Regions from separate parts of the Mus musculus genome. Here all the other regions are linked to region 3. The links are chromatin loops, found by intact Hi-C in ENCODE. Cell type or tissue: left cerebral cortex. All regions are shown on one strand. Each heading gives the region's core, and the rest is flanking DNA. Links, peaks and the distances in the headings are about the cores only. Region 1 overlaps Dmd (dystrophin, muscular dystrophy). Region 2 overlaps Dmd (dystrophin, muscular dystrophy). Region 3 has its middle 69 kb from the start of Fthl17a.

Region 1 (10,985 bases), core at 953-8,952, 710 kb before region 3:
AGGGAGAGGGACTCTGAGAGAGGGAGAGTGGGAGGAGAGTAGGATCTGCAATAGGGATGTAAAGTGAATAAACAGATTAATTAATGGAAAAAAAAAGTCAACCATTAGATGTCAGCAGAAAGCACGGAGAAGATTCTCAAACAGATGTTACTTTGGAAAAGGGCATTAAGATCAAGTGTTAATGTAATGAGTTTAAAGAATATAAACGAGCTAAGAGGAAATCTTGTTCATGGTACAAAATTAAAGCTTTAGGGGCTGGTCTATGCCATTTACTGTTATTTTTCTTTTCGAGGATCCTTCTTTCTGTAATCTTATGATCCACAATGCCCTAGGTATCTCAGTTCTTTTCTCATGTTATTAGAGGTTCGATTCTTCAGGGTTTTGGTTCATATTTGTTGGCTTCATTCCTTAAAAACTATCAACTTAGGAAGGAATCAATTACTTCCCCAATGAGTAAAACAAACTCATTTTCTAATCTCAGTTTATATTCTCAGCCCATGCACTATATACAACATTATCAAGCTACTTTTGATGCCTGCTTTATCTTCCCTGCTTTTGTCTCTACTACTTATACCCTTTGAGGAGTACATCTTTGCATTTTCAGTGTGATGATGACTACCTATCAACATTTTCAGCTGAAGAAGCTCCTTTGAGCTTTACACATGTATATCCCACTCTTTCCTTTCCACTCTAATTTCCGACAGGAACTTGACATTGAATACATCCCAAACTAAACTCATCTTTGCCCTTGGTCAAGATTTTTCTCTAGCTGAAACCAATTTCTTTTCCTATGATTCCTAACCAATGAACACTGCACCTCATTCAGTTGTTCCTTTTTGGATTCTAAGAGTCATGCTTGATTCTACCCACTGTAAGTTTTAGCAAAGTTATTTGCTATGTAAATAGTTTTCAACCCCAGTCACTTTTCTCTATTTCTATTAATCAACTATTATGTCTTGTTTAAATTATTAAAATGAACAAACCATTCACATAAATTGATTCACTTCTAGCTCGACTACTTTCTAACCCATTCTTTATATGAACTCTGGGGTGATTTTCTTCAGACTCATAGAATTCATGTACCTTCCCTGCCTCCCTATTTTAATGACATCACTAATTTACTCATTGTTTTTGTTTTCAATATTGAGAATGGAATTCAAATTCTTGTGCATGCTAGGCATATGCTCTTCACCTAAGCTATATACCCAAACCATATCTGTTGATTTTAAAATTCTATCTATCCCCAGATGTATGACTTGGTCTTCTATTCTAATTGATTGCTTTACTTGACTCCATCTCTACATTCCCTCAAACAACTGACAGTGACCTATTTTCATTTCCTTTTAGCTATGTTCCATTTTACCTGCTGATGTGATACATATTCTCTTCTTTGTGTGCTTACATTCTGCTCATTATCCAGGCCCTAGCTTAAATTCTGATTGTTTTAGTTAGCCTTCTCTGTCAACTATAAAACTTTATGTTATTTTAGTGTTTACTTCACCACACTGTATTTACATTATTTGCAGGTTTTTGCTTTCTATGAGAATGTTGACACTTTATTAAATGTACATTAGCTGCTGTGTACCCTTATATACCCACATGCCTAGATCAGTACCAAATAACTTCTTCTGAAACCTGTTCTGATTAGATAGGTAAATGGGAAAACCCTGGTGATGCGACCAAGTTCAAAATGAGAATACAGGGTTAAACAGATAGCCATCATTAAATGCATTGGATTTCAAAACAAAACAAAACAAAACAAAACCCATGAAGATGGAAAAGGGACTCATTGGAAGGAGTGATGGGTGATAGAGGCGGAAGGAATATAGGGTGATAGAGGGCTGCCATAGAAATCAGAACACATTGTATACACGTGTGAAAATATAAACAAATTACAGAACAAATTCCAAATTTTCTTCTAGGACACTCACCAATGAAGTGAACCATATCTACTGAATTTGCTTTTCTATTTCAAATCACAATACATCTACTAGAAGTATGTCGAGCAGAGGTCTATTGATCTCATAGAACCATATGATCAAAAGCAGGCGAGTACTAAAATAGATTCAGTGACTCAGCAGTATTAACTCCCAAATTTGTATATTCTTCCTAGCATTTCCTCAGAAATGCATATTCCAGCAGGAAGAAGAAAATGGAGAAGGGAAAGCAATGTTTCTTCTAGTATCTTAAAGACCAGAGTTGTGCTATGTAATCTTGTCTTATGACTGGGAGTTTGGGGTTTGGCCAGTGAACAGAGAACCTGTCTGCCACAATGAGTATGGAAAGATAAACTGGCAAGTTGCACTGGATAACATTATACTTCTTGAAGAATTACTACTTAAGTAATCGGTTGGAGGTGTGGGGTTATAGTGACAAGGAGCTTTTTGGACCTGATGATTGCTCTGGTCATTGTGAGAGATTCTGTAATTCTCTGTTGACTCCCAATACTTCACAAAATTAGAAACCTACACTGTATGTTTTCTCCATGTGCCACTTGTTCAGACTAAGTTGTAGAAATTTTGTCCACAATTTCTCTTATTTTGTGATCTTATAGATCTTATAAGTAAGTAGAAACAATAATACTCTTCATGTATTTTGGCCTCTTTGTCTAATAACTTACCCAACTGAACACAGACATAAAGTAAAATTGACATATTCTATATCTATATTGTATGATGGAATAGCCACCAGTCATAGGTTTCTATTTACATTTAATTATTATTAAATATAACATGAGATTCAGTTTTTACCAATCCATCTTCTAAGTGCTTAAGAGCCCCTCTATGTAATGATTTCCCCATTAGGCAGTACAAGATACAATACTTCTATTACCACAGAAAGCCCTGTTTACAATTCTACTGCAAAACAGCTTTGCTCATATTTACCTAAGCAGTTTCAGGTACCTTCCTAATAATAATGTGCTCTCTTCCTTACAAAAGAGCAACTGCCACATTTGATCAATAAATGTTATTTTTTCCCACAATGTGTTTTTAACAACTGTATTTCCTTGTTTTTATTTCTTATTTCATGCATTTTCCCATTTTCTAGTGTTAGTTTTAATAACTAAAAGCTGTGACTTTTGCAGGATGGCATTTCCACTTTTGTTTATCATATAACCTCACATTAAACAGGCAAGATTGATAATGTGGATATTTGAGGTGTGAAGACTGATATGTCACATCATTGTAAAACTTGCTATGGAAAGCATGCCGATTGCATCATTTCTCACAATTCAGGTTAGAAACTGCTCTACTACTGAACACTAATATATTGCCTACCCTGAAACTGCCAATCACGCAGATAAATGTATGCAAAATCTTTATGTATTTGGAAGCTGATTTAAAGCAATAAAATCTTCAATTCAGCTTGAAATTGTTGAATGTTAAGTAAAGTATATGTTACTTGGAAGAACTTTATTTTAATAACATTCCTTGGTAGATTTTAGTTTCAAGAAGGAAACAACACAAGAGTAAACTAGTGTTTACTCCAGATCCTCAAGTTAGTCCACAGATTGCCTATATAGGGAAATATTTTATTTTCCTGATCATATTCCATATAGAATTCATGGTAGCATATACAGCCAGATATTTGAGACCATCTAGCTCCATTTCTTTCTCTCTAACTTCTAGGAATAGATATGAGTTTGTGAATAACATAGTATTAGATATAATATTTACAAATTACTGGGAGAGGCCTTTAAGGATTAGAATCAAGGACTGCCATCTGGCTGGTGACTCTATGATGACACTGTGATGAAATGTCATTTCCTTAATTTCCTTATTTCTATTTCAGGATCCCTTCTTAATCTCTAAATGAGCATTAAACCTGAATGACTTAATTATATATGTTATCAGCATCGTAAGGATTAATTTGTTGATAAATGTTTTATGCTAAGTATGTGTTATGTAGACTGAGCACTTGGTACTAGGTAACAGCTGTGAAAATTCCTACCCATGCGAATCTTATTTTGGGGAAAGCAGATGATAGAAGCTAAAAATTATCAGGTTGTTTTGTTTTGTTTTGTTTTTGTTCTGTTCTGTTTTGTTTTGTTTGGGGGTTGTTGTGTGTGTGATGTGAAACCATAAACAGGAAAGGGAATGGAATTATGAGTCTATGTCAGAAAAGAATTATTACCATTGATATGTTGTGGTCAATACCAGGTTGATAATAATTATTACATATCTAAAAACAGTTAGACAATAGAAAAATAGAACAGAAAAGTAAAATTACTAAAGGCATACACTACTGTGTTAAAAACCTTTCAATGACTCCCTTCTGTATCAAAATTAAAGTTGAAGTCTTTAGTTGAAAAACCCAATATTGGATTAAATTATTTTTATACATCTAAATTGATTGTCTACTACACACCTGTTCTCTTGTTCTTTTCCTGACCCACTGATCCCTTTTAGGGTCCAAATGCTAAGTATATTTGAACCCCATATGATATCCTCCCAATGAGACTTCCAGGCTGCTCTCCTTACAATTGTACATGTGTTTCACATTCTCAGAGTCTTAATATTTTGCTACAGTATCATTCTCTTGGCGGGCCTTTTTTTGGACAACCACAATTAGTTTTTTTTTTTTCAAGTTTACCTTTATTTTAATCACCATATTATAATTTTAGATATTTATGAGACAGTGAGTGTAAATTTGTATTTACAATAGGTAATGATCAAATTAGGTTAATTTGCATATCTTTAACATTTAAACGTTCATTGCTTCTTTATGATAAGTACATCAACACAGTCATTCCATTATACTAGAGTAAAAATGAATATTTAAACCATTCAGAGACCAAGTGTGGCTTAAATGAGAATGGAAAACATTAATGTGGGAAGAACACGTAAATTTCATTATAGCTTGAGTAGAGAGACAGCAAAGTTTAATACTTGGGTATGAGATAGAGTTTAGAAATATTCCATATATTTTAGCCTCTCCAAATAGAAGATGAAGTGACTTCTTACTGTGCTAGTAAGGAAGTACCCAAAAGCAGCATGACTTATGAAGAGAAAGAAACATTTTGTTGAAACACCTATGATGCATCCAATCAGAACTGTTCAATGGACAGAAAGATATACAAAATCTTCCATTTAGAGGAATCTGAGGAATGGCTCATAATAGCTGCTTAGGATGTAAAGCTGAAACTTCTAACTATAACAGTCTAACTGCTGCCTTCTCCTTTTCTTCCTTTTCCTCCTCCTCCTCCTTCTCCTCCTCCTCTTCCTCCTCCTCCGTTTACTTTACACTCTCTTAAATGCAGCTGCTCTGCACATTGAACTGAAGAACATCCACATTCTATGCACATACTATAAAACTGAGCTATACACCAGCCCCTCTCTTCTTCATTCTCTGTACCTACATATTTCAATTTCATTTTTATTGGTTTCAACTACTATCAAGACACCTTAGTCTTTATAGTCATCATATATTTCTTCTAAGGTCCAGAACTATATTTTTGTCTCCTACCATCATTTGCACCCATATACTCTCTAGGCCTCTGAATGTCTAATTGAAAATATTTTTTTTAACCCATAAAACAGATTTTCTCTTGTTTTCACTGTATGCATTGCCACTGAAGCTAGAAATGTAAGAATTCTGTTCTAATGTTTTACAGTTTAATAATTTACTAAATTATGTATAAAATTGGCTTATGTCTTACATGCATTTCACTGTAAAAATTGCTGTAGAATTTAAATACTTTCTTCGTCCTTATTTTTATCTCATCCTAGAAGTCTCTTTAAAACTAATATTCTGACTTCCTTTTGCTACCAGTCCTATTTTTCACTGTTTTGAGACCTGATAAATAATATTTAACTAGGTGATATATTTCCAAAAGCACATTTATTTCTTTTCAAGAAGTAAACATACAGTAAGTATGTACAAATCTGGACTTGTTTTCAACCAATAAAATCATAGAGTTTTATAAAGTTTTAGCTGTTTGTGTATTTAAAGGGGTACAGGCATGAGAACTTTAGAAAAATAATTTAAATTCTCTATTCATAAATGTGACTTAAAAATATTTGTACATCTCACTTTCTGGAAATCATGAGAGACTGTATTTATGATTATCAATAGACTGTTAGAACGATTTTATAGCTGTAATTTGTGTTTCCTAGTGATGGGTTCAATAACTGTTTGTGGATGGAATGGTAGATGTTGGGCACAAAGTGGCTTTAGATTGTTTCCAAATTTCTAAAGAATGACACGTTTCTGCCTTTGAAGCTATGAAAAAGAATGTGACATGATGTCAATCAGGACATATGTTTAAACTACAACCACTTATTTTGTTGGAGGCTGTTCATGCTGTTTTTGTAATATATTTTATTCACAAGTAGTAAAACATCAAATGACTCTAAGTTCACCAGTTCAACAGTTTCAATTTAGTCTATTCTTAATATCTTTTGTGCAAAACACATCTTTTTGCAAAGTTTGTAATAAAAGTTTATTCAAAGTGAAATGATAAAAAAAAGATCCATTTACAATGTGAGAAAGCATTGAGCCATATGAGTGAAACATACTCAAGGGCCCCAATTCCTATTAGGGGTTTCTTTTTATGGGTTTCAAGGAAAGGAGAAATTTGATTGCTAAGGTGTATAGTTTGAGTTGTCCTCTGTATTGATTGGCAAACATAATTACGCAGTCATTTCTTGAATGGACAAGTCCCTTTTCACAATGCTTCAAATTTTAGTCATATTTATGCTCAGTTATACATAGGTATAAGTTGGTAAATAGGAGTTTCTTTCATAAACTTCACTTTGAAGGCACAGTTTACTGTGCATGTTCCCCAAACCAGTTCAGGCCAGATCTACCTCACTGGTTTCATACCTGGACATAAGGAGAGCATCATTAAAAAGTTTTTGTCGGAGCCCCGGGCTACCTTGCCAGCAGAGTCTTGCCCAACACCCGCAAGGGTCCACACGGGACTCCCCACGGGACCCTAAGACCTCTGGTGAGTGGATCACAGTGCCTGCCCCAATCCAATCGCACGGAACTCGAGACTGCGGTACATAGGGAAGCAGGCTACCCGGGCCTGATCTGGGGCACAAGTCCCTTCCTCTCGACTCGAGACTCGAGCCCCGGGCTACCTTGCCAGCAGAGTCTTGCCCAACACCCGCAAGGGCCCACACGGGACTCCCCACGGGACCCTAAGACCTCTGGTGAGTGGAACACAGCGCCTACCCCAATCCAATCGCGTGGAACTTGAGACTGCGGTACATAGGGAAGCAGGCTACCCGGGCTTGATCTGGGGCACAAACCCCTTCCACTCCACTCGAGCCCCGGCTACCTTGCCAGCTGAGTCGCCTGACACCAGCAAGGGCCCACACAGGATTCCACACGTGATCCTAAGACCTCTAGTGAGTGGAACACAACTTCTGCCAGGAGTCTGGTTCGAACACCAGATATCTGGGTACCTGCCTTGCAAGAAGAGAGCTTGCCTGCAGAGAATACTCTGCCCACTGAAACTAAGGAGAGTGCTACCCTCCAGGTCTGCTCATAGAGGCTAACAGAGTCACCTGAAGAACAAGCTCTTAACAGTGACAACTAAAACAGCTAGCTTCAGAGATTACCAGATGGCGAAAGGCAAACGTAAGAATCCTACTAACAGAAATCAAGACCACTCACCATCATCAGAACGCAGCACTCCCACCCCACCTAGTCCTGGGCACCCCAACACAACCGAAAATCTAGACCCAGATTTAAAAACATTTCTCATGATGATGATAGAGGACATCAAGAAGGACTTTCATAAGTCACTTAAAGATTTACAGGAGAGCACGGCTAAAGAGTTACAGGCTCTTAAAGAAAAGCAGGAAAACACAGCCAAACAGGTGATGGAAATGAACAAAACCATACTAGAACTAAAAGGGGAAGTAGACACAATAAAGAAAACCCAAAGCGAGGCAACGCTGGAGATAGAAACCCTAGGAAAGAGATCTGGAACCATAGATGCGAGCATCAGCAACAGAATACAAGAAATGGAAGAGAGAATCTCAGGTGCAGAAGATTCCATAGAGAACATCGACACAACAGTCAAAGAAAATACAAAATGCAAAAGGATCCTAACTCAAAACATCCAGGTAATCCAGGACACAATGAGAAGACCAAACCTACGGATAATAGGAATTGATGAGAATGAAGATTTTCAACTTAAAGGGCCAGCTAATATCTTCAACAAAATAATAGAAGAAAACTTCCCAAACATAAAAAAAGAGATGCCCATGATCATACAAGAAGCCTACAGAACTCCAAATAGACTGGACCAGAAAAGAAATTCCTCCCGACACATAATAATCAGAACAACAAATGCACTAAATAAAGATAGAATATTAAAAGCAGTAAGGGAGAAAGGTCAAGTAACATATAAAGGAAGGCCTATCAGAATTACACCAGACTTTTCACCAGAGACTATGAAAGCCAGAAGAGCCTGGACAGATGTTATACAGACACTAAGAGAACACAAATGCCAGCCCAGGCTACTATACCCGGCCAAACTCTCAATTACCATAGATGGAGAAACCAAAGTATTCCACGACAAAACCAAGTTCACACAATATCTTTCCACGAATCCAGCCCTTCAAAGGATAATAACAGAAAAGAAGCAATACAAGGACGGAAATCACGCCCTAGAACAACCAAGAAAGTAATCATTCAACAAACCAAAAAGAAGACAGCCACAAGAACAGAATGCCAACTCTAACAACAAAAATAAAAGGGAGCAACAATTACTTTTCCTTAATATCTCTTAATATCAATGGACTCAATTCCCCAATAAAAAGACATAGACTAACAGACTGGCTACACAAACAGGACCCAACATTCTGCTGCTTACAGGAAACCCATCTCAGGGAAAAAGACAGACACTACCTCAGAGTGAAAGGCTGGAAAACAATTTTCCAAGCAAATGGACTGAAGAAACAAGCTGGAGTAGCCATTTTAATATCGGATAAAATCGACTTCCAACCCAAAGTTATCAAAAAAGACAAGGAGGGACACTTCATACTCATCAAAGGTAAAATCCTCCAAGAGGAACTCTCAATTCTGAATATCTACGCACCAAATGCAAGGGCAGCCACATTCATTAGAGACACTTTAGTAAAGCTCAAAGCATACATTGCACCTCACACAATAATAGTGGGAGACTTCAACACACCACTTTCTTCAAAGGACAGATCGTGGAAACAGAAACTAAACAGGGACACAGTGAAACTAACAGAAGTTATGAAACAAATGGACCTGACAGATATCTACAGAACATTTTATCCTAAAACAAAAGGATATACCTTCTTCTCAGCACCTCACGGGACCTTCTCCAAAATTGACCATATAATTGGTCACAAAACAGGTCTCAATAGATACAAAAATATTGAAATTGTCCCATGTATCCTATCAGACCACCATGGCCTAAGACTGATCTTCAATAACAACATAAATAATGGAAAGCCAACATTCACGTGGAAACTGAATAACACTCTTCTCAATGATACCTTGGTCAAGGAAGGAATAAAGAAAGAAATTAAAGACTTTTTAGAGTTTAATGAAAATGAAGCCACAACGTACCCAAACCTATGGGACACAATGAAAGCATTTCTAAGAGGGAAACTCATAGCGCTGAGTGCCTCCAAGAAGAAACGGGAGAGAGCACATACTAGCAGCTTGACAACACATCTAAAAGCCCTAGAAAAAAAGGAAGCAAATTCACCCAAGAGGAGTAGACGGCAGGAAATAATCAAACTCAGGGGTGAAATCAACCAAGTGGAAACACGAAGAACTATTCAAAGAATTAACCAAACGAGGAGTTGGTTCTTTGAGAAAATCAACAAGATAGATAAACCCTTAGCTAGACTCACTAAAGGGCACAGGGACAAAATCCTAATTAACAAAATCAGAAATGAAAAGGGAGACATAACAACAGATCCTGAAGAAATCCAAAACACCATCAGATCCTTCTACAAAAGGCTATACTCAACAAAACTGGAAAACCTGGACGAAATGGACAAATTTCTGGACAGATACCAGGTACCAAAGTTGAATCAGGATCAAGTTGACCATCTAAACAGTCCCATATCACCTAAAGAAATAGAAGCAGTTATTAATAGTCTCCCAACCAAAAAAAGCCCAGGACCAGATGGGTTTAGTGCAGAGTTCTATCAGACCTTCAAAGAAGATCTAATTCCAATTCTGCACAAACTATTTCACAAAATAGAAGTAGAAGGTACTCTACCCAACTCATTTTATGAAGCCACTATTACTCTGATACCTAAACCACAGAAAGATCCAACAAAGATAGAGAACTTCAGACCAATTTCTCTTATGAATATCGATGCAAAAATCCTCAATAAAATTCTCGCTAACCTAATCCAAGAACACATTAAAGCAATCATCCATCCTGACCAAGTAGGTTTTATTCCAGGGATGCAGGGATGGTTTAATATACGAAAATCCATCAATGTAATCCATTATATAAACAAACTCAAAGACAAAAACCACATGATCATCTCGTTAGATGCAGAAAAAGCATTTGACAAGATCCAACACCCATTCATGATAAAAGTTTTGGAAAGATCAGGAATTCAAGGCCCATACCTAAACATGATAAAAGCAATCTACAGCAAACCAGTAGCCAACATCAAAGTAAATGGAGAGAAGCTGGAAGCAATCCCACTAAAATCAGGGACTAGACAAGGCTGCCCACTTTCTCCCTACCTTTTCAACATAGTACTTGAAGTATTAGCCAGAGCAATTCGACAACAAAAGGAGATCAAGGGGATACAAATTGGAAAAGAGGAAGTCAAAATATCACTTTTTGCAGATGATATGATAGTATATATAAGTGACCCTAAAAATTCCACCAGAGAACTCCTAAACCTGATAAACAGCTTCGGTGAAGTAGCTGGATATAAAATAAACTCAAACAAGTCAATGGCCTTTCTCTATACAAAGAATAAACAGGCTGAGAAAGAAATTAGGGAAACAACACCCTTCTC
Region 2 (10,985 bases), core at 1,640-9,639, 1.3 Mb before region 3:
ATATCCATCTCTTTTAAAATTCAAAGTCTTTTTACAATTAAAAGTCTCTTAACTGTGGGCTCCACTAAAACAGTTTCTTCCTTCAAGAGGGAAAATATCAGGGCACAGTCACAATCAAAAGCAAAAGTCAATCTCCAACTGTCCAATGTCTGGGATCCAACTCACAATCTTCTGGGCTCCTCCAAGGGCTTGGGTCACTTCTCCAGCCAGGCCCTTTGTAGCACACGCGTCATCCTCTAGGCTCCAGATGCCTGTACTCCACTGCTGCTGCTGTTCTTGGTGGTCATCTCATGGTACTGGCATCTCCAAAACACTGCATGACCCCTTCAGTCCTGGGCCATCAATTGCAAATGAGGCTGGACTTTCACCAATGGCCTTCCATGGCCTCTCACAGTGCCAAGCCTCAGCTGTTCTGCTCAACTCCTTCATGCCTTCAAAACCAGTACCACCTGGGTGACTCTTACACATTACCAAGTCCAGCCACAGCACAAGGTACAACTTTGGCTATATCTGGAACACAGCCACTGTGCTCTCAGAAAACACTTCCCAGAAGATGTCACCTCAATGATGCTGGTCTCTTCTTAATCACCGCTAATTTCTTAGCTCCAGCTAACCAGCATCAATAGTCCCAGTAATGCAAAGCTTTTGCTTCAGTAGTTCTGGTATCTTGTTAATCACAGCTGATTCTTCAGCCCCAGCTAACCAGAACTACAGAATCTTCACAATCAAAACAGAAATGGCCCTGAAAAGAGTCTTTAATTTTCCCTCTGAAATTTCACAAGCCAGGCCTCCATCTTCTGCACTGTTCTCAACATTATCTTCCAAGCTCCTACACAACATCCCACAGAGCTCTTAACAACAAATGGATCTTCAAGACCAAAGTTCCAAAGTCCTTCCACAGACCTCCCCAAAACATGGTCAGGTTGTCACAGGAATACCCCACTCCTGGTACCAATTTGTCTTAGTCAGGGTTTCTATTCCTGCACAAACATCATGACCAAGAAGCAAGTTGGGGAGGAAAGGGTTTATTCGGCTTACACTTCCATACTGCTGTTCATCACCAAAGGAAGTCAGGACTGGAACTCAAGCAGGTCAGGAAGCAGGAGCTGATGCAGAGGCCATGGAGAGATGTTCTTCATTGGCTTGCCTCACCTGGCTTGCTCAGCCTGCTTTCTTATAGAACCAAGACTACCAGCCCTGAGATGGTCCCACCCACAAGGGGCCTTTCCCCCTTGATCACTAATTGAGAAAATGCCTTACAATTGCATCTCATGGAGGCATTTCCTCAACTGAAGCTCCTTTCTCTGTGATAACTCCAGCTGTGTCAAGTTGACACAAAACTAGCCAGTACACAAATTAATACACATTTTGCAAAAACAAGCAAGAATATATGCATGAGTATTTGGTAAACAAAGACCATTAAAACTTTTGGAACAATAATCCTCAATAAAAAAAAAAACAATGTACTGCACTATATTGCCTATTAATAATTTGTGTATATCAGAATACACCAGTAAGAGACAAAACATTAACTCCATATAGTGAAAGAAGATATTTGAAATGCACATAAATTGCATGAGGTATGCAAATCAATAATTATGAAGAATTCTTATTAGTTATTAAGGGAAAAATAGAAAAAAAACTATAAGTAAATGGGAAAAGTTCTTGGAAAATGATGTGATGACAGAAAGCACACCAAAGCATGTTTCTATTGTTCTGTATTTTGCCTGGATGGTGTTCATAAAATCATCACTAAAAATCAATAATGTATATTTTACTCTTCACTGTAACACTAACACTTGTCATCACCACAAAAATAAAGTGATATAAATAGCCAATAAATATATGAATAGTTTGTAAATCTTAGTATTGAGTGGCATGCAGGTTAAAATGAAAATGAAATACACACCATACCAACCACAATGGTTGAAATTTAATAGTCCAGCTTTAGAAAGCAGTATCAGTGGTTTCCAGATACTGTGTAAGAAGTTTCCAGGTATTCATTTCTCCCTCATAATTAACCTTGAAGAATAAGGAATAGCTTTATAATCAGTTTTCAGCGAGCTCAGTTGCTTGCGCAAGATTGCCTGATGAATGGTTCATCAATAACAACAACAACAACAACAGCAATAATAATAATAATAAATAACAACATTGCAACTTCATAGTCTGCTCACTCCTTGGCCTGCCTGAAGAGTCACAAGGTCAAACTCCATTTATGGAGACTAATAATACTGGTACATGTTGAGCTCAGTATGTACATTATTATAAACTTTTAGTTTAGTCTAGAGAGCCAAGGGCTGTATCTAAGGGTTGATAACTAAAATGTGTTTGGGAAGTGTGAGCTAAATTGGTGTTATGGGAACACTCTTCTAAGAAACCTGCACAAAAATTACTATAGGGGTACTACTAAAGGATTTGATTCCTTGGAAATGTGAGGGGTCAGTATGAATCAGTTTGTAAGGAAATATGTAAGATGGACATATTTGCAAAAGAACGGCTTGTATTTAGCTCACAGTTCTAGTGATTCAGTATGCCCTGGCAAAATTCGGTCTATTCAGTAAGATCTGAACATCTGTCACATCATGGTAGGAGCACATGAGTAATCAAATTACCAGAAATAGCAAGTCAGGGGGATCTGGCAGGTGAAGGTGCTCCAAATTTTATCATATTACTTCTAGGAGGACTTCTTAATTGCAATAAGGAAAAGAACCTTGACACCCCCCATGACTTTCTATTAGGTTCTACCTATTAAATGTCCCACCACCTCCACATCACACAAAGGACCAAGCCTTTAACCCATGGATCCTTGGGAATCGTTCACATTCATATCATAGAAAGGTACTAGTATTCTGGGCATATAACCAATTTACCTTTAATTATAGATTACCCAGACTTTCAAACATAAGACTTTAGCGGAGATCTTTCCTTTTCATCCCATCAAAGACTAAATGTGTGATAGGAAATTATCAGCAAGCCTGCGTGGAATTTGTAGAGCTAAGTATAAAGCCACAATAGATATGTTGGAAAGCTACTAAGATGCTATTTATCTAAATTTATTTCTTGGAATTGAGCAATACCTTAATGGCTTGGAAGTATTAAAGTATGTCCCAGAAGAACCTAAATTACTCCCTAAATGTAATTTATGCTTGACTAAGTTGATTTAGAACTGCAAGAAATCAGTTATGCTGCACATAAATTAAAAAAAAAACACTGTAATTTTAAATAGTACTTGCATATTTAATGAGAATTCCAATATTTGCAAAATTTTAAATTCACTTGATTTATTATCCTTATGTTTACACTACCATTTTTTGTAGTAGTAGTAGTAGTAGTTGTTATTGTTGTTGTTGTTTAATTTAGTTTGGCCTACATTGCCTCCTACTGCTAGTGAAAGATATTGGACATTTTTTCATCCTTAGATATAACATAGAAAGTTAAACATTCATTTCCCAGAATTTTATTTTAATGTCTCCTTATATGTGTCTGCTTGGTGCTGCCATTTTGCTCTCTCATGGGTTGTTCAGTTAATGGAGTGAGAAGACTTTAGGGAGCATAGTAACAAACTGCAGCCTAGTTTTATAAATGTAATATTGCAAAAGCCCTAAAACTAACTCTCTCTCTATCTCTCTCTTTCTCTCTCTCTCTCTCTCTCTCTCTCACACACACTATATTTTTTGATGGGAGAATATAATATAAAAATCACGATGAAAATTATAATTTCATATGATAAATTCAAGAATAAATAGAGGCTGCTAGTAATGCATATTAAATGCTATAGAATTTATATTAAAACTTTATGTGATATTTGAAATGGAGCTTAAAGTATTATTACTCACATTAAATGTCAATATATGCTTTTATTCTTTGATATTTTCTTTGGATAGAGTTGTTCATGTGGACAAGAATTTTAACATAAAGGTAAATCAACTTCGCAGTTTTCAATATTTAAGCAGTTGCCTACTATATGAAAAACTTTATATGTTTATCAAGCTGTTTCTTATTTATTTACATAAAATTGTTTAAACTGAAAAACTTTGGTTTAGAAGGGTTGTAGAAAACATAGAAACAAAAATAAGACAATCCACGCCCAGTCCCCAATGCTGGAGTATTTAGAAGGAACATGGAAACTTCAGGCAATCCAATGTGCCACCGCAGTCCATCTTGTTTTACTCCTTGGATATTGAATAGACTATGAATACACAAGACACTTACCTTGTCTTCCTTCTCTTTGAACTTTCTCTGTCATTAGATGCTAGTTATTTGGAAATCAAGTATATGGTACTTACAGATTTTTTTTTGTCTTGAATGAATATAGAAAGTTAGCCTATGAAATGGACTTAGGAGTGAGCTTGGGAAGAGATATTGAAGAATCTGATGGAGAATAATAATGCCAGTATGATGAGTGACAGTGGGTGAATCTGTGATTGGAAACCTCTGGGTTCTGCAGTAGCCTACTTATTACAAGATAAATGCTTAACATAAGCTATCTTGTAGTAGCCAATGGTGTTAAAGGAATAATTCAGATGACTGGGTCTTAATAAATGCAAAATAAGAAGAGGACCACTGACATCTACAAAATTGGATGGATCAATTGTGACTAAGTGTTAACCATGCACTGGTATACTACTCTACACTTCTCAGAGTATGATAGTTGGAGAAGAGTCAATAATCTACAAGTGAGGTTGCCACTCAAATTATCTTAAAATAATTTTATTGTTCTGACTCATGAAATGTAGAAATGAAATCTAAGCCATATTGAAAAATAGATAATGAAAAGTGAATCAACCTAGGAGCTGGAGTGACAGCTCCTTTATTAAGAATACTGACTGCTTCTCTGGATAAGCCAAGTTCCACTCTTAGAACTCAGATATGCCTACACAAAGCTAACTCTAACTCCAGCTCCAAGGGATCCCAATACCCTAATCTGGCCCACATGAATACCCACCAATACATGACAAATATTTGCACAGACACACATAGACCCACAGAGACACAGACAGACACCTGGATACACAAACACAGACACACAGACACACAGGCACACAGTCACAGATGCACACACACACATATACAAACACACCACAAGAAAAGAAAATTTTAATTAAAAATTAACCCTAGTCTCACCAATATGAAACTGTGCTAACTTATACTTCTATATTTAAGTCTTTTATTCAACAGCAGCATTTGATTTCAAGAAACACAGGTGTTTATAAAACATAATTTTTAATAATTCTTTCTTAAAGGACACAAGCTCTTGAAGTTTGTTATGAGACCTGGCATTCCCCTGTACTGGGGAATATAGTCTTCTCAAGATCAAGGGCTTCTCCTCCTAATGATAGCCAACTAGGCCATCTTCTGCTACATATGCAGCTAGAGACATGAGCTTACTAGTTATTTCATATTGTTGTCCCTCCTATAGGGTTTCAGACACCTTCAGCTCCTTGGGTACTTTCTCTAGCTCCTCCATTGGGGCCCTGTGTTCCATCCAATAGATGACAATGAGCATCTACTTCTGTATTTACCAGGCACTGGCATGGCCTTACAAGAGACAGCTATATCAGGGTCCTGTCAACAAAATCTTGCTGGCAAGTGCAATAGTGTCTGCATTTATTTGGTGGCTGATTATGATATGGATCCCCGGTTGGGGCAGTCTCTGGATGGTCCATCCTTTTGTCTCAGCTCCAAACTTTGTCTCTGTAACTCTCTCCATGGGTGTTTTGATCCCCATTCTACGGAGGAATGAATGATCCACACTTTGGTATTCCTTCTTCTTGAGTTTCATGTGTTTTGAAAATTGTATTTTGGGTATTCTAACTTTCTGGGCTAATATCCACTTATCAGTGAGTGCATATAATGTGAGTTCTTTTGTGATTGGGTTATCTCACTCAAGATAATATCCTCTAGATCCATCCATTTGCCTAAGAATTTTATAAATTTATTGTTTTTTTAATTTTTATTAGGTATTTTCTTCATGTACATCTCCAATGCTATGCCAAAAGTCCCCCACACTCTCCCCCCCCCACTCCCCTACACACCCACTCCCACTTCTTGGCCCTGGTGTTCCCCTGTGCTGAGGCATATAAAGTTTGCAAGACCAATGGGCCTCTCTTTCCAATGATGGCCAACTAGGCCAACTTCTGATACATATGCAGCTAGAGGCACTAGCTCTGGGGGGTACTGGTTAGTTCATATTGTTGTTCCACCTATAGGGTTGCAGATCCCTTTAGCTCCGTGGGTACTTTCTCTACGTCCTCCAATGGGGGCCCTGTGATCCATCCAACAGCTGGCTGTGAGCATTCAATTTTGTGTTTGCTAGGCCCCGGCAGAGCCTCACAAGAGACAGCTACCCACTGTGTAAATGTACCACATTTTTTGTATCCATTCCTCTGTTGAGGGACATCTGGGTTCTTTCCAGCTTCTGGCTACTATAAATAAAGCTGCTATGAGCATAGTAGAGCATATGTCCTTATTACAATTTGGAATATCATCTGGGTATATGCCCAGGAGAGGTATTGCTGGATCCTCTGACAACTGTGATAAAAACTGCAGGATACTGGTACAGTGAATAGAATGGAAGACGCAGAAATGAACCCACACACCTATGTTCACTTGAACTTTGACAAAGGAGCTAAAACCATCCAGTAGAAAAAAAGACAGCATTTTCAACAAATAGTGCTGGCTCAACTGGCAGTTATCATGTAGAAGAATGGAAATTGGTCCATTCTTATCTACTTGTACAAAGCCCAAGTCTAAAGTGGATCAAGGAACTCCACATAAAACCAGAGACACTAAAACTTATAGAGGAGAAAGTGGGGAAAGCCTTGAAGATATGGGAACAGGGTAAAAATTCCTGAACAGAACAGCAATGGCTTGTGCTGTAAGATCAAGAATCGACAAATGGGACCTCATAAAACTGCAAAGCTTCTGCAAGGCAAAAGACACCGTCAATAAGACAAAAAGGCCACCAACAGATTGGGAAAGGATCTTTATCAATCCTAAATCTGATAGGGGACCAATATCCAGTATATACAAAGAACTTAAGAAGCTGGACTCCAGAAAATCAAATAACTCCATTAAAAAATGGGTACCGAGCTAAACAAAGAATTCTCACCTGAGGAATACCAAATGGCTGAGAAGCACCTGAAAAAATATTCAGCATCCTTAATCATCAGGGAAATGCAAATCAAAACGACCCTGAGATTCCACCTCACACCAGTCAGAATGGCTAAGATCAAAAATTCCGGTGTCAGCAGATGCTGGCAAGGATGTGGAGAATGAAGAACACTCCTCCATTGCTGCTGGGATTGCAAGCTTGTACAACCACTCTGGAAAGCAGTCTGTTGGTTCCTCAGATAATTGAAAATAGTACTACTGGGGGATCCAGCAATACCTCTCTTCAATCTCATTTAAGAGGGGGAACAAAATAATCATGGGAGGCAGAGGGAGGTATCTGGGTGGAAGAGGGGAGGGGGAGGAGAAAAGTGGAGCAAGATCAGGCATGTGGGAATACAGGTGAGACGCCCAAAGTGTCATGAATACAAATGGAAATATGAAGCTGCTGGGGCATGGGGAGACCTGGGATGGGGAAGGCTCACAGGACTCGATGTGCGTTACCTTGGGATGGAGGAAGGGTATAGGGAACTTTCAGGAAAGCATTTGAAATGTATATAAAGAAAATATCTAATAAAAATTAATTAATTAATTAATTCATTAAAAAAAGAGAAATGCTCAATAGTGGGTATATGAAACCAGAAGAAACCACTTCCACAGTGGAAGGACAGTGACACCAACCCACCTCCAAAATGTTTGACCCAAAATTGTTCCTGTCTAAAAGAAATGCAGGGATGAACATGGAACAGACTGAAGGAATGGCAAACCAATGACCAGTCCAACTTGGGATCCATCTCATGGGCAGGCAGCAAACCCTGACACTATTACTGATGCTATGATGTGCTTGCAGACAGGGTCCTACCATGGCTGTTCTCTAAGAGGCTCTACCAGCAGCTGACTGAGACAGATACAGATACTTACAGCCAGCCATTGGACAGAGGCCCATGACCCCTATGGAAGAGTTAGGGGAAGGATTGAAGGAACTGAAGGGGATCACAACCCCATTGGAAGAACAACAGTGTCAACTAACTGGATCCCTGGGTGCTCCCTGAGACTAAGCCACCAACCAAAGAGCATATTATTAGTTGTTAAACACAGATTTTACATTAAACAAACTAGTTAGAGAAAGCCTGTTGGGGCTATCATTCACTACATCTATCACAGTACCAAGCTATTATTTCAGCTTTGTTTTTATAAGAATATAATGATATATTAAATGCAAATTCAATTCAAATACAAGGCTATAACTGTTCTTCCACTCTCTCCCAGTCTCTCATAACTATATAATTCATTTCCTTTTCTTTGGGGGTTCCTCCCTTCCTACCTAGTCCCTAACTGGATACCTAACATCTTTGGTTATATAAGTTATGAAATATCTGTCAAATGCCTAAAAGCTAGCATCCACGTAATTTAAAACATTTTTCTTTGTTTGTTTGTTTGTTTTTGGTCTATGATACCTCAAATGTTTTTTAGTTCTATCTGTTTGTGTACAAATTTCATTGTTTTTAGCTGAATAATATGCCATTTGTGGATTATACCATATTTTTATTATCTATTCATCAGTTGAAGACATCTAGGCTGTAATGCCTAGCTATAGTGAATTGAGCAGCAATGAGCGCAGATGAACAATTATCTCTTTGGTAGGGTGTAGAGTCCTTAGGTATAGCTGGATCTTGAGGCAGATCAATCCCCACATACCTGAGGAGTTGCCTCACTGATATTTATAGTGTTCCCTTTTCTCATACATTCAACAGCATGGGTTTTCATTTCTTTTATTAATCGTGGCCATTTTGATTGATATAAGATAGTTTTGATTTGCATTTCTTTGATACTCTAATATAGTGTGCTTTTTTCCCATTTCCTTGATGACTAAGGATGTTGAACATTTAATTGTTTATAAGCCTTTTGTGTTTAGCTTTTGAAAATTGTTTAGTTCCAGCTCATTTTTAATTGAGCTATTTGTTACTTTTATATCCAATGTTCTTTTCTAGTTCTTTTAAAATTATTTTAAATATTAACCATCTTTTAGATGTGTAATTGGTCTTTTCCTATTCTGTAGCCTGCTGATTTGCTCAAATGATGGTGTCCTTTGACGTACGGATGCTTTTTTATTTCATTTGATTAAATTATTTGATCTTAGAATCTGTGATATCAATGTGCTGTTAAGGAATTCTTCTCTTGTGTCAGAGAATTCAAAACTATTATTTCCATCTGTCTCCTCTACTAGATTTAACTTCATTGGCCTTTTGTTGAGGTGTTTGATCCATTTGAAGTTGAGTTTTGTGCACGGTGATAAATATGAATTTTGTTTTTATTCATCTACATGCAACAATCTAGCTTGACTAGCCCTATCTGTAGAAAATGTTTTCTTTTCTTCAATGTGTATTTCTGGCTTATTTGTTTAAAGAAAAGTACTGTGTCTGTAAGGGAATGGGCTTATGTTTGAGTTTTCAATTTGATTCTATTGGTCAATGTATCTGTTTTTATGGCAATACTCTGCTGTTTTTACTACTATAGTTCTGAAGTACAATTTGAAATCAGGGTTGGTTATACCCACAGCAGTTCTTTTGTTATTCAGGATAGTTTGATCTAGTCTGAGTTTTACTTGTTTCCATATGAAGCTGAAAAGTATCCTTTCAGTTTCTGTGGAGAATTGTGTTAGAATTTTGGCATTGATTGTATTGAATTCAGAGAGTACTTTAGTAGGATATTCATTTTTTAGTCCATGATCCATGAGCATGGGGCATCTTTCACCTTCTGATATCTTTTTAAAAAATTTCCTTCAATGACAAGAAGTTTTTATCAGCAATTGCTTCAGTTGCTTGGTTGGAGTTACCACAGGAGAATTTATATTATTTGAGGCTGTTCTGAAAGGTGATATTTCCTTGATTTGTTTTCAGTGCATTTGTCATTTGTATGTAGAAGGCTAGAGATTTTTGTGAGATAATTTTGTATCCATCTACTTTGCTGAAAATATTTGGCAGGAATTTCACAGGAGTGCCTTGTGAGAGTTTTAGCATCACTTATTCATATAATCCTATCATCTGCAAATAAGGGTAATTGAATTCTTCCCTTCTCATTTGTGTACCCACTTGAGACCCTCCATTGTCCTACATAAGATTTCTGATAATATAATTAATAGGTTTATAGATAAAATGTCCTTAGTCATGTGCATGACTTTAGTGTGCTTTGAGTTCCTCTTTGTTTTTGTTTTTGTTTTGTTGTTGTTGTTGTTGTTTGTTTGTTTATGTGGCCTGTGGGCTTGCTGTAAATTGTCTTTGTTATATTTAGCATTATATCCTTTGTATCTCCAATCTCTTCAAGACTTTTATCATGAAATAATGGATTTTGCCAAAGGCATTTTCAAGTGCTTTCTGTAGAGTTGGATTGGTGGATAGACCCTGCCAACATCTAATTTTATATTAAAATAGTTTTCTGCTTCTTTCTGTTGTGATTGATACTTTTGCTGGCTACAGTACTCTGGGCTAGCATATGTGGTCTCTCAAGCTTGTAAAACATTCACCCAGACCTTTCTGTGTTTTAGAAACTACTTTCAGAAGTACGTTGTTATTCTAATGTGTCTGCCTTTATGTCTGATTTGTTCTTTTTCCTTAGAAGCTTTAATATCCTTCATTTGTTCTCCTTGTTAAGTGTTCTGATTAGTTTGTATCTTGGGGAATTTCTTTTCTGGTACCCTTTATTTGGTGTTCTGGATGCTTCATCTTCATCTTCTTCTTCTTCTTTTTTTTTTTTTAGTTGAAAAATAGATTCTTCTTTTATTCAATATATCCCAACTATAGATTAACCTTCCTCTACTACTTACTTTCCTTACTCTCCTTTCCTCCAGATCCAAATTCCCCTCTATTTCCCTT
Region 3 (10,985 bases), core at 1,847-9,846:
GTATAATATGAAAGCTATTAGTCAATGTTAATTGAATCTTTGATAAGGACTATGAAGAGAGATCCAGGGTGGGTCAAATAATGAAATTGATCCAATCCTTAGGTTCTGAAAGTACCTTTTGTGTTAAATTTTGAGAGATGTGTAGGAATTGACAAGAAAGAAATGGAGAAAGGTGGTTGGAGATGAGAGTAGATAACAGAAGGTGCAGTACTTGGAAGCTGAGTCTATAGAAAGCAGGTCATTGATGGAGCCTTTGTTACTTTCTTTGCCTGGTATTTCATTTCACTTTAACCAACCTGATTTAACTCTAACTCAAGAAGAAGAAAAAAAAAACCCTAGTAGGTCTTAGTCTTTTACCCTTCTTAGAATAGCATTTAGGGAAAATCAGAACAAAACCTTTACCTGCCCATTCCATACCCATAAAAACTTCATTAAAACTAGGGGTATGACAAAGTTCATTATGGAATCTAAAGGCTGAATACATTCTGGGGGGTGTAATATACATTCAGGCTTATATTTTGATTTCATGCATGGCAGTAGTATCCTGACTAAAAGTTCAGAGGTGATGAACTGTTACCCTGACTACAGAAATGTCTTTCACGCAGAAGAGAACCAGCATAATAAATAGAGGTTTGCACCAGCTTCGCCTTGTGCCATTCAGTTAACGCTGCTAGCATGTTTATATTATAGACTTCATCTTTAAAGCTCTAAGATTTAGTCATAAAATCTCCTCTCAGCTGAAATGTGACATATAAATAAGGTCTCTGCTTAAGGGCTGAATTGCTCTCTTGCTCTTTTAAGCTGTCCTTCCGTTAAATACAACTCTTGGTGACTTTTTAAAGCTATTTGACACTACTATCCACTTTTAACTCTTGGTGATTAAAATTGTACTACAAAGCCACCTTATCATTACTGACTAGCACTTAAAGTGTTCAGAAAATTAAACTCATGTATAATGAGGAGAAAAATACATGTGATCAGAGAAGAATTTCAACATTGGATTTCTTTAAAGTATTTCCATTCTTAATAATCTAGTGTATGAGATCTGTGGCAATATGACATATACCCAGCTCATGAAAGATAAACAAGAACCTATGTTGCTTCTGTCAAGCACCATGTTATAGTGATGAGAAAAGTAATGAATAGACCTAATAACTGTCTTATGAAAATCTCCATACTGGTGATTTTTATATTAAAAATATTTTATATCTTATGGCCCTTCGAAATCTAGTTTTTATCCAGCCAATGGAATCTAATATCATGGAAGGCTTTTCCATTCATTTTACCAAACCACTTTATCCTTAGCGTTTTGGACTGGGAATATTTTTTATGTCAATTAAAAAAGTGTGTGTGTGTGTGTGTGTGTGTGTGTGCTGTATTTATGGTTTGGTATGTATATGTGTGCATACACATGTCAATGTATAGGCCAAAGATCAAAGTCATGAATACTCCTTAATTGTTCTTCATTTTACTGATTGAGACAGTGTCTCCTATTGAGCCCGGAGCTCACCAATTATCTAGGCTGGCTGACAAATCAGCTCCAGGGGTCTAAATTGTTATATATAGTGCTGTGCATTTGAATTCAGGACCTCTCTCCTATATGACAGTAACTTTACAATCTGAGTAATCTACCCAGCCTCTCAATATCTTAGAAAACACAAGTTTTTGATTTCTGAATAATTATAGATTTGCAGGACACTGGAAATAGTAGTGCAGGTCAATGAATGTGACACACAGCTCCCTCCAATGGTGTCATATTACAAAACAATAACATGTTACCAAAGCCAGGGCTTAAACTACACAATAGAACTTATTAGACTTCAGATCATACTCTGACTTCATGCATGCACCCATTTTCACTTATCTGTATTATAGTGTTTGTGAAACTGCCACCACAGTCAAGACACCAAATCATTTCCTATTTAAAGACTTTTTATTTATTTTTTGTGAATTTCACATCATTCACCACAATACCCCTCATCTTCCTATTCTTTTGAAAACCCTCACAAAAGAAAAAAAAAACCTCATTGTGGAAGCTGTTGTGTGAGCTGTATGTGTCCCTCAACATACTCTTTTGTTCTCTCTTCTTTACTTGGAAATGATCAAAGCAATGAGTCTTTGGTCTGGTTTGAGGCCTCTGGCTCCTGCTACACTATCAATACTGGATCCTCACAGTAACTCTCTCAAGAAGTCTTCTTGATATCCTGTGTCATAGAGAACCTTCAGCTTTGTAACAGCAAGACTGGCCCTTTCATTCATTCCATCAGATCATAGATGGGGTAGGTGTTGGAGCGGACCTACTCAAAGCCCTGGATTTGGGCCTGGTGGTAGCTGAGCTGGTAGACCCACCAGCTCTCCCACACCCATACCACTAGGATGAGCTCTGCAGCAGGACCCTGGCTAGCTTACCCAATGTTGCAGCCAGCAAGGGACAGAGCCAGTTCTCCAGCTTTCATGCCATAGGGGCCAATTCACTGGTGTTCACCCAACAGGGCCAGCTCTATTGTGCTGCCTAGACAAGGTGCAAGGCCTGTTCTCCCAAGTGTTGCAGCTGGTGAGGAGCAAGGCTAGCTCTCCTCATCTCAGGAACTCTGGGCCAGCTCTCCTGCCTGCCATAGGTGAGGAAGGATAAGTGGGGGAGGGCATCTCTCCCTTGTCCAATCTAAACCACAGTAGACAAGTTGCAGGGCCAGCTCTCTCATGCTCACACCTAAAGGGCTGGCTCACCCACAACCCCTGCAACCCGGGCCAGTTCTGCTGTGCTTCCTGGATGAGGTATGGGGCCTGCTCTCCTGATTACTGCAGCTGATGATAGTGGGGCCAACTTTCTCACGATGCCTAGGTCAGGGGTGCAGCCAGCTCTTCACAGCCCCCATCAACACGGTCCCAGGGCATCTGCCTGGCCTTTGGTGGAAACATATCCCCACTGTTGCAGAGCCACAAACCCAGACAGGACCCTCAGTAGCAGCACAAGCTAGGACCTCATTATGACCTTAGGTGGCCTTAGGTGGTGTGATGGTTTGTATATCCTTGGACCAGCGAGTGGCACCATCTGAAGGTGTGGCCTTGTTGGAATAGGTGTGACCTGGTTAGAATGGGTGTGTCACTGTGGGTGTGGGTATAAGATCCTCACCCTAGTTGCCTGGAAGTCAGTCTTTCATTAGCAGCCTTTGGATGAAGACATAGAACTCTCAGCTCCTCCTGCACCATGCCTGCCTGGATACTGCCATGCTCCCACTGAACCTGTAAGCCAGCCCCAATCAAATGTTGTTTTTTATAAGACTTGCCTTGGTCATGGTGTCTGTTCACAGCAGTAAAACCCTAACTAAGACAGGTGGTATTAACAGCTCCTCACATCAGGCTGTTCCTCATTACCATCAAGTGTCCAGTTCTGCCTCTTCATTGTGCACACATCCTTTTGCTTCTCTTTTTTCATCTCTCTACCACTCACTTGCTCACCTTAGTGGCATGTGGTGCCCCTGGGATTCCAGGTTTGTCTCAGGAGTGCTATGCCCCACCAGTGCCATGTGGCACCAAGCAGGGGTCTCTGTGGGGACCCTTCTGCCTGCCTGGGCCATGTGACACTGAGCTGGAAGTTGACTATGATGACATAATCTATGGAGTATAAGAGGTTTTAGACAAGAACTCTACCATTGATCAATATCCTCAGTTTGTTTTGTTCTATTACAGTTTTTTAAAAAAAATTTTATCTTATTATCATTTTTTGATTCCAACCTGTGTTCTAATGAGACAGAAGGAAAGAAAATGTGTGGATTTGGGTGGGTCGAGAGAATCAGAGAAAAGTTGGAAGAGGGGAACTATACAGCATAAACAGAATATATTGTATGAAAAACATCTATTTTCAATAGAGAAAACTGACGCTTCTGGAAGCTATGTATTTTGTTTAAGAGGTAGATGATAAATTAGTGATATAGGAAGAAACGAAGCAGATATAGTTACCACAGACACGGCATCATTCCTACATGAAGTAGTGAAAAAGTAACTTGGATCTAAACCAATGCAATGACTATACAGTATTTATTAATTTTATTAAGGGAGGGAGAATTCTTATATAGCATCATTTAAAGGATGTGAAATTGGTTGGCATATGCTGGTCCAAAATGATTAGAACAGGAGCCTGATCAAATTAAAGTGATCATGATAAAAGATTGTAAGATGTTAAACGAGAAGGCAGGCCCAGGTAGGAATGCTTAAATCCCATGTAGAAGGGGGAACAAAATAATCATGAGAAGCAAAGGGAAGAACCTGGATAGGAGAGAGGACAGGGAGGGAAAAGGGGAGAAGATCGGGTATGAAGGGAGACTGGAGAGAGTCCTAGAGGACCAGGAGAATGAATAGAAATATGCAGCTGCCAGAGGTAGGGGCAACTTTTAGAAAGTCCCAGAGGCCCAGGATTGGGAAGGCTCCCAGGACTCAGTGGGTGACCACAGCTGAGATGCCTAACAGTGGGGACATGAAAACTGAAGAAGCTACTTCCTGTAGCCAGGCAGGACCTGGCTACAGTGGAGAGATGGGGACATCAACCCACCTACAAAACTTTGACTCAAAATTGCTCCTGTCTAAAAGAAATGCAAGGACAAAAATGTAGGAGTTTGTTCAAAGGAGCCATTGGTGCTGCTTGTTAGTTTTCTTTATTGAGATAGATCTTGCTAAGTAGTGTAGGCTGACCTACAAATCCAGATCCTCCGGTCTCCTGCTCGTGCTGGGATTAGTGTTGTATAATTACCACTATATGTAGCTTAAAATAAAATGCATTTCATTTCTTTCCACAAAAGGAAATTCCAGCCTTCACTTTCAACTAAAGGGAATGATTTGTCTTTACTGGTTCCTAGCCCTGAGGTCTGCAAGGAACCGTAGCTTTGCCTTCCCTACATTGGAGGTGGAAAGGGAAGGAGGCCCGGGCAGATGGGGGGAGGTGCCCAAAAGAATGAAGATCAGCATTGTCTTTAGTCTTAGTTTCTCAAATGTCAGGTATAAGAAGCTCACTTGGGGAAAGAGATTCAAATGCAATTTCCTGAACTGCAAGCTAAATGATTCTAGTGCCACAGAACCCAGGGATTGGTTGGATAGTTTTGCCCATCTCAGTTGATCTGAATGGATCTTTGGAATCTCTAACTATGTATGAAGCACTCAAACATACAGGCTGCTGCTACAACAGGCAACATACGGAGCAAATTCATTCAAAAGCTGAGGCTTGCATCTTCACTTCCAAGCACAAAGTTAAAACAGCTGGCCGCTTTGATGAAAACGATGGATTCAGCTGTTTGACAGGATTTCTTGGCACCTTTAGTTAAAGCAAAATCTGCAAAGTCTTTAAGCCAAGAGCCCATCATTAAGGAGTGACTTTTTTTTTTGTAACAGTGTTGATGACAGCAGCTATGACAAAAGTCTGATCAAATGCCAAGGGCTGTCCCAAGTCACATTGTGATCTTCTTTCTGAGTCCTATTGCTTTGGGTAGTATGCGATGTACATCTTCTACTGAGCTCTAACAAGACACACATTTACATTAGCCAAGCCTCTGTTCTGTGTGCTTCCCTAATGCCTCGACAATAAGAGAAAGAGTAGAAAGAATGAGGGGAAGAAAGAAGAGAAAGGGAGAAAGAATACCTTTCACACAAAGCTTCCAGTTCTTCAAAGGAGCAGAGACCACACAAGTATAAATGCATGCATGAAACCCTCATTATTGCTTAGGTAGCACATATCTAGATCAGTTGCTGTTAAGACATGCATGGCTGACATGAGTCAGAAAAGTATATGCTGCAGTCAAGTCAAGATTAGAAGGTTTGTTTTTGTATTACACCAGCTTCCAACTCCTATTTCACTGCTGGGAGGGCAAAAAAAGAAAAAAGTCCTGACAGACAGGGGAAATTTTCCCATCCTATGAGCTGCAGTGTGATTTAACATAAGGGATGTGCTCCATCTACTGGTAGAGATGACAACCACAGACAGAAATGGGCAGTCTGTAAAATCAAATGAAAGCATGTATTATGAATCCTATTCTGATTTTTTTTTTTTTTTTTGGTAAGAAAGGACACTGTTTCACTTTGGGGGAAAAAACGAAAGAACAAAAAAATGAAATCTACAAAATTTCCCAAGACAACATGATGACAACCAGAAATGTACATGGGCTGGATAGAGAGATAATGGGCAAAGCAGCCGAAAACTGGGAAGGAAGCACTGAAACGCTAAAGCTGCAAGAAATAAGCCATTTGCACATCACTTCAACACAGAAGCTTCCAATCAAACCCCCACTGGATCTGGAAATAATAGACTACATGCCATATATTAGAACCTCCCTATATATTATCACAAGCAAATATTTTATAGGAATTCCACCCACATGGTCCCAATTCACTCGAGTAAGGCCAAGTCTTAATATAGAATCATTATACATTTTGTCATTGTCTGGGGATGTACAGACAATAGTGCTGACACCGACATTTGCAGTAATTTGGGAAAGGCTGGAGGGGTTGAGGCATGACCGGCCCTTCTGTGCCTCTTATGCATATAGCTGGTCTCTAATGACAACAGCTGTTGCCGACCAGGCCTGTCACTGTTTCCAGTCATGATTCGTAGGCATCTGAAGAATCTTGATAGTTTTTCCCCCTGAAACAGACCTACGTGCCTTCTGAGGCACCGATGAATATTGGAGCATCATTTCTCACTTACAAGCACTGACAGTGCAATTCTGCAATATACTATAGAAACAGTTTCTTTTTCCACTGCTTCTAGATTCACCTCCCTAATTGAGCCTAGAAAAGGAGTATTTGCTGAGGTTCTTCTAGGCCCTGGAGTTGGTGCTTTCTCCACTCTGCATTTGATATTCACATCAGCCTTATGAGGGTCTATCCTATTATCACTATTTTGGGGACACCAAGATGGTGCCTCAGAGCAATTAAATACTTGTCTAGATGCTGTTGCCTCTGGGATCTGGAAAGCTAACCAAAGGAATTGTGTATAAGCTTTATACTATCGCAGGGAATGTGCCATGCTGGCACGAGGTAATGTGATAATGAATGTATGTAAGCTGGTGTTTCTTACCGTATGAAGCTCAAGATACTTGCACCAGGAGTCTTGGAATTATCCATGGAACATGCAGATCCCTCAGATGCAGGTCACTAATCCTATCACTGGAAGGCCAGATCAAAGGGACCATAATTTCAAGTTCCATCTGGGAAATACAATAAAATCCTTTAACAAAAAGAATCAGTGCAACAATAAGAATGCTAAAACATGGACTGGTGAGATGGCTCAGCTGTTAAAGGCTAGGCTCACAACCAACAATATAATACTACTAAAACACAAAATGCAGACCAAGGACTGGAGTGATGGCTCAGTGGTTAAGAGCACTGGCCGCTCTTCCAGAGGTCTTGAGTTCAATTCCCAGCAACCATATGGTAGCTCACAATCATCTGTAATGGGATCTGATGCCCTCTTCTGGCTTGTAGGTACATACAGATGGAGCACTCACATACATAAAAAAAAAATTTTTTTTTAAAGACTGTTTGGGCTGGAGAGATGGCTCAGTGGTTACAAGCACTGACTGTTCTTCCAGAGGCCCTGAATTCAATTCCCAGCATCCACATTGTGGTTCACAACCATCTGGAATAGGATCTGATCCCCTCTTCTGGTGTGTCTGAAACATACATAAAATAAATTTTAAAAAAAATTTTAAAAATGCAGACTGACTGGATCAGAACTACTAAGAGAATCTGGAGTCAGCATTGTCCCAACTTCCGAGGTAACTCTGGTTGTTTTTAAGTTGAGATCTTCCTGATATACAAGCAAAATAAAAAAAACAACCAACCAAAAGAAGTGCTGGAATACTGGGGGCGTTATTTTAGAGGTAGTGGTAGAACAGGCTTTCTCCATTTTTGCAGTATAGGCTGCTGTGGTCATAGGGACAAGAATGCTGCTCTTTGTTACCTAGTTAAGCCATTCACATTCCACAAGTCAGCGTATTTGGCTCTGAAATAGGAATCACTGTTTCACCTGACTGTAGTGAGGATGAGCACATATGAAAGAACTATACATTTCAAATGGCCATATGATACATTAAAAAAAATGTGCCCTAATTGTCTACATCACCTCCAGTATTTCCCTCCACCCTTTGCATTTTTGTCTTATGTCTGGGATAAAAGTCAACACAACCATATCAGAAACTTGAAAGGCCTTCCATATTGAGAATTTCCATAGGTTGGTGTTTGGGATACTGAGACCAGCATGGGATGGAGACTTAATGAGACTTCTGGAGAACAAGAGGATACTACAGTTAATTGGCTGCCAGACAACTACCAGCCATGAAAGTGACTGTCTATTGGCTCATCTAGCTCTCTGCTGACCTTCAAACTAACTGCAGACTGGTGAACAGAACCAGCAGAAATGGGAGAGGCAGTCTACACTAAAAGAGCAGAGCAGGCAGCCCATTGTGCTATTTATAACTCATTGTTGTTTAAAGTGTCCAGGGTTTAGAAATGCTCCTGGCATCGCACAAGATAATGGATATAGACTACATGCCATTGGTATTATGTAAGTTGTTTAGTGCCTTGATCATGGATTCTGGCCAGAAGTACACACCACAGATAAACAGGCATCTTTGGGTGAATATTCAAGCAAAGCTTTTCATTACATTCATACTGGAAATGGTTTCACAGTCTGTCCTGACCAGTGTATCCTCTAGAAGCAGCAAGGAGCTAACATGAAAAAAATCTCTTATTTCTCTAATTGTTTCTAGACAGACTATTCAGCAGCTTTATCCAGAAGGATATATTAAATCTCCTCCAAGCTGATCGCCAATAATAATCTTCTGACTCCACAAAAGCATTCATAATCCACTGCATACCTTTCCATATGCACACTTTCAACATCCTGCTGCTGGCACTAAGATAAATGGCTTCATCAAAGGCAGCCATGGAAGCTTATGACCTGTTGAGGCAGAAAAGCTTCCTGGGGGATCAGAAACATCCTAATGCCCAAATCAAGCATTCTCACCACTATGTGAAGCATCACTGTGCAGAATATATTAAATAAATATGTAGTGGTGAAGAGGGCAGAATTGTGCTACCCAGCTTCACCCCATGAGTCTTTATAACCATGATTAAATTCCTTTGATAGGTACTTTCAAAGTACATTGTTCCTTTTGCTAAACATGTTTGGTGAGATTGTCATCTGGAAATAGTATCTAAGGAGTCTCATTCAGTGGAACAAGGTACAAGTGGTGTGTGTGTGTGTGTGTGTGTGTGTGTGTGTGTTTTAATTAAATCCATATTCTGAAACCTGAAAAATAAGCACAAAATCAAGTTTTTTTTTTTTTTATAAAACCCTCCTCTCTGTCTCTAAGAGATTTAGTAATTGTGCAACAAATGAATATAGCCATTTTACCATTCATTTGACATTCAGCAAATTGCAACTCAGTCCAGGAGCAACTGGCTATTTGCAAGGCTGATTCACCATATTCCAATCACATGGTCATTCTGCATCCAACGCGCACTTGATTATATGACTATAGTGACTGTTGTTGGGGGGAAACCACATAATGTGTTTTCTTAAATCTACCTTTGAGCTGCCTCGAATCTGATTATCGCAGAATTCCCCCTGGGTAACACAAAATAAGTTTCAGTCATCTCTGTTTATTGTATATAAGCTTTATTATGTTTATTTGCAGTGAAGAATTTCAAGTGGCTTTTAAAATGTTAACAGATTTTTTTTTTCTGGATACAATTTACACTTTCATTCAATAAATCAAAACTGGCCCAAATAAATAAACATCATTAAGCCAGTTAATATGAGTTGTAAAAACAAGAAGGGTACTGAATTTTTCTTAATTTAGGTCAACTAACTCTGAACTATGGTTAGTTAACGAGCTTGTATTTGACAAGTATTTAATAAAGACCAGCTGAAGTTGTGGTAGAATATTGAGGTGCTGGATATAATATTGTGGTTGAAAATGGTCCAGAATGAAATGAACAATCAGTAAAGTATAAAGAAAACAATCATATGAACACACTCTCAGGGAAGAGAAACGCAAGCAGATGATAATTGGAGCCATGAACACTCACAAGCTCTCCCCAGGACATTTATAGAGCAATAGAAGATTGCCAAGGACATAATGAAGAGAATCACCAGTGTTAAAAGTGTAGGCTGAACAGGAGACTGAAAGCCAGAAAATGATTTAAAAACTGAAGTGGTTTGTATTGCTGATCAAGGCCAGAGAATATTTCAACACAAGAGAACAAGTACTGACAGCTCTATGGAGTCCATTGAATTTTACAACAAATACAGAGAGGCCCAGGAGGTCAGTGGTAGAGCACTTGATAAACATGCACAAAGTCCTGGGTTCTATTCTTGGCCTGAAAGGAAAGGGGGAAGTTATGGGGACTTCAGTCTGAACTGTATGATGAGAACAGACACGACACTGTAAAGGTTCAGGCAGTACATTGTAGGTAAGAAAGCAAGTCTGGAAAAACCCCTTGTTTTCCAAGTTTCACCTCGAAGAACCAAAGGGAATGGAGGAAAATAAGCAAGGAAAGGAGACAATGGAATAAGAAAAGCATGGTTAAAAGCAGGGGAGCTTATTTTGGAGAAGAAAAATTGGAACCAGAGGCCAAGAAGCAGCATAAGGGAGGACAGCTGGGGAGAAAGATGAACTATAACAAGTTACAGTGACATGAAAATGCCTCGATAATACCCATCTCTCGATGAAAAACACAGTGAAGGTAAAGAGAGGGGAAGGTGATAGAGAAGACGGACGGATGGATGGATGGATGGATGGATGGATGGATGGACGAAAATGGATATAAACCTAGATGTGGTATAAGAGGTTCTAAAGTACAGATGAAAATTTTATCACAAAGAGGAGAGAATAAAAGAGAAAGATGGTTTCAGAAATATTTTCAGGCCTGGAAGTCAGGAGATTTATGGGCTTCTTTTTAATAGTGAAATAGGTACCTATGTAGAGACTGGA

Evidence for each region. Peaks named below come from ENCODE experiments on the same cell type or tissue, not always from the same donor. Only the 100,000 strongest peaks of a DNase experiment are listed, where the experiment ranks them.
Region 1: it touches region 3 in a loop (4-fold over the local background); 6 of 42 quality-filtered maps call a loop at or near these places.
Region 2: it touches region 3 in a loop (3-fold over the local background); 2 of 42 quality-filtered maps call a loop at or near these places.

The regions. Positions count from the first base shown.
Region 1 is chrX:84,600,746-84,611,730 of GRCm38, forward strand. The region is part of intron 54 of Dmd (dystrophin, muscular dystrophy); the gene reads left to right. Among named protein-coding and RNA genes, the nearest start is that of Gm52441, 94 kb to the left of the region's middle. In left cerebral cortex, for the core only: no CTCF peak of the experiment used is centred there; a DNase peak (open chromatin) is centred at 5,127.
Region 2 is chrX:84,005,271-84,016,255 of GRCm38, forward strand. The region is part of intron 43 of Dmd (dystrophin, muscular dystrophy); the gene reads left to right. Among named protein-coding and RNA genes, the nearest start is that of Gm46696, 130 kb to the left of the region's middle. In left cerebral cortex, for the core only: no CTCF peak of the experiment used is centred there; a DNase peak (open chromatin) is centred at 6,429.
Region 3 is chrX:85,313,489-85,324,473 of GRCm38, forward strand. No RefSeq gene overlaps it. Among named protein-coding and RNA genes, the nearest start is that of Fthl17a, 69 kb to the left of the region's middle. In left cerebral cortex, for the core only: a CTCF peak has its summit at 5,946 (motif pointing left); DNase peaks (open chromatin) are centred at 4,703, 4,973, 5,151 and 5,872.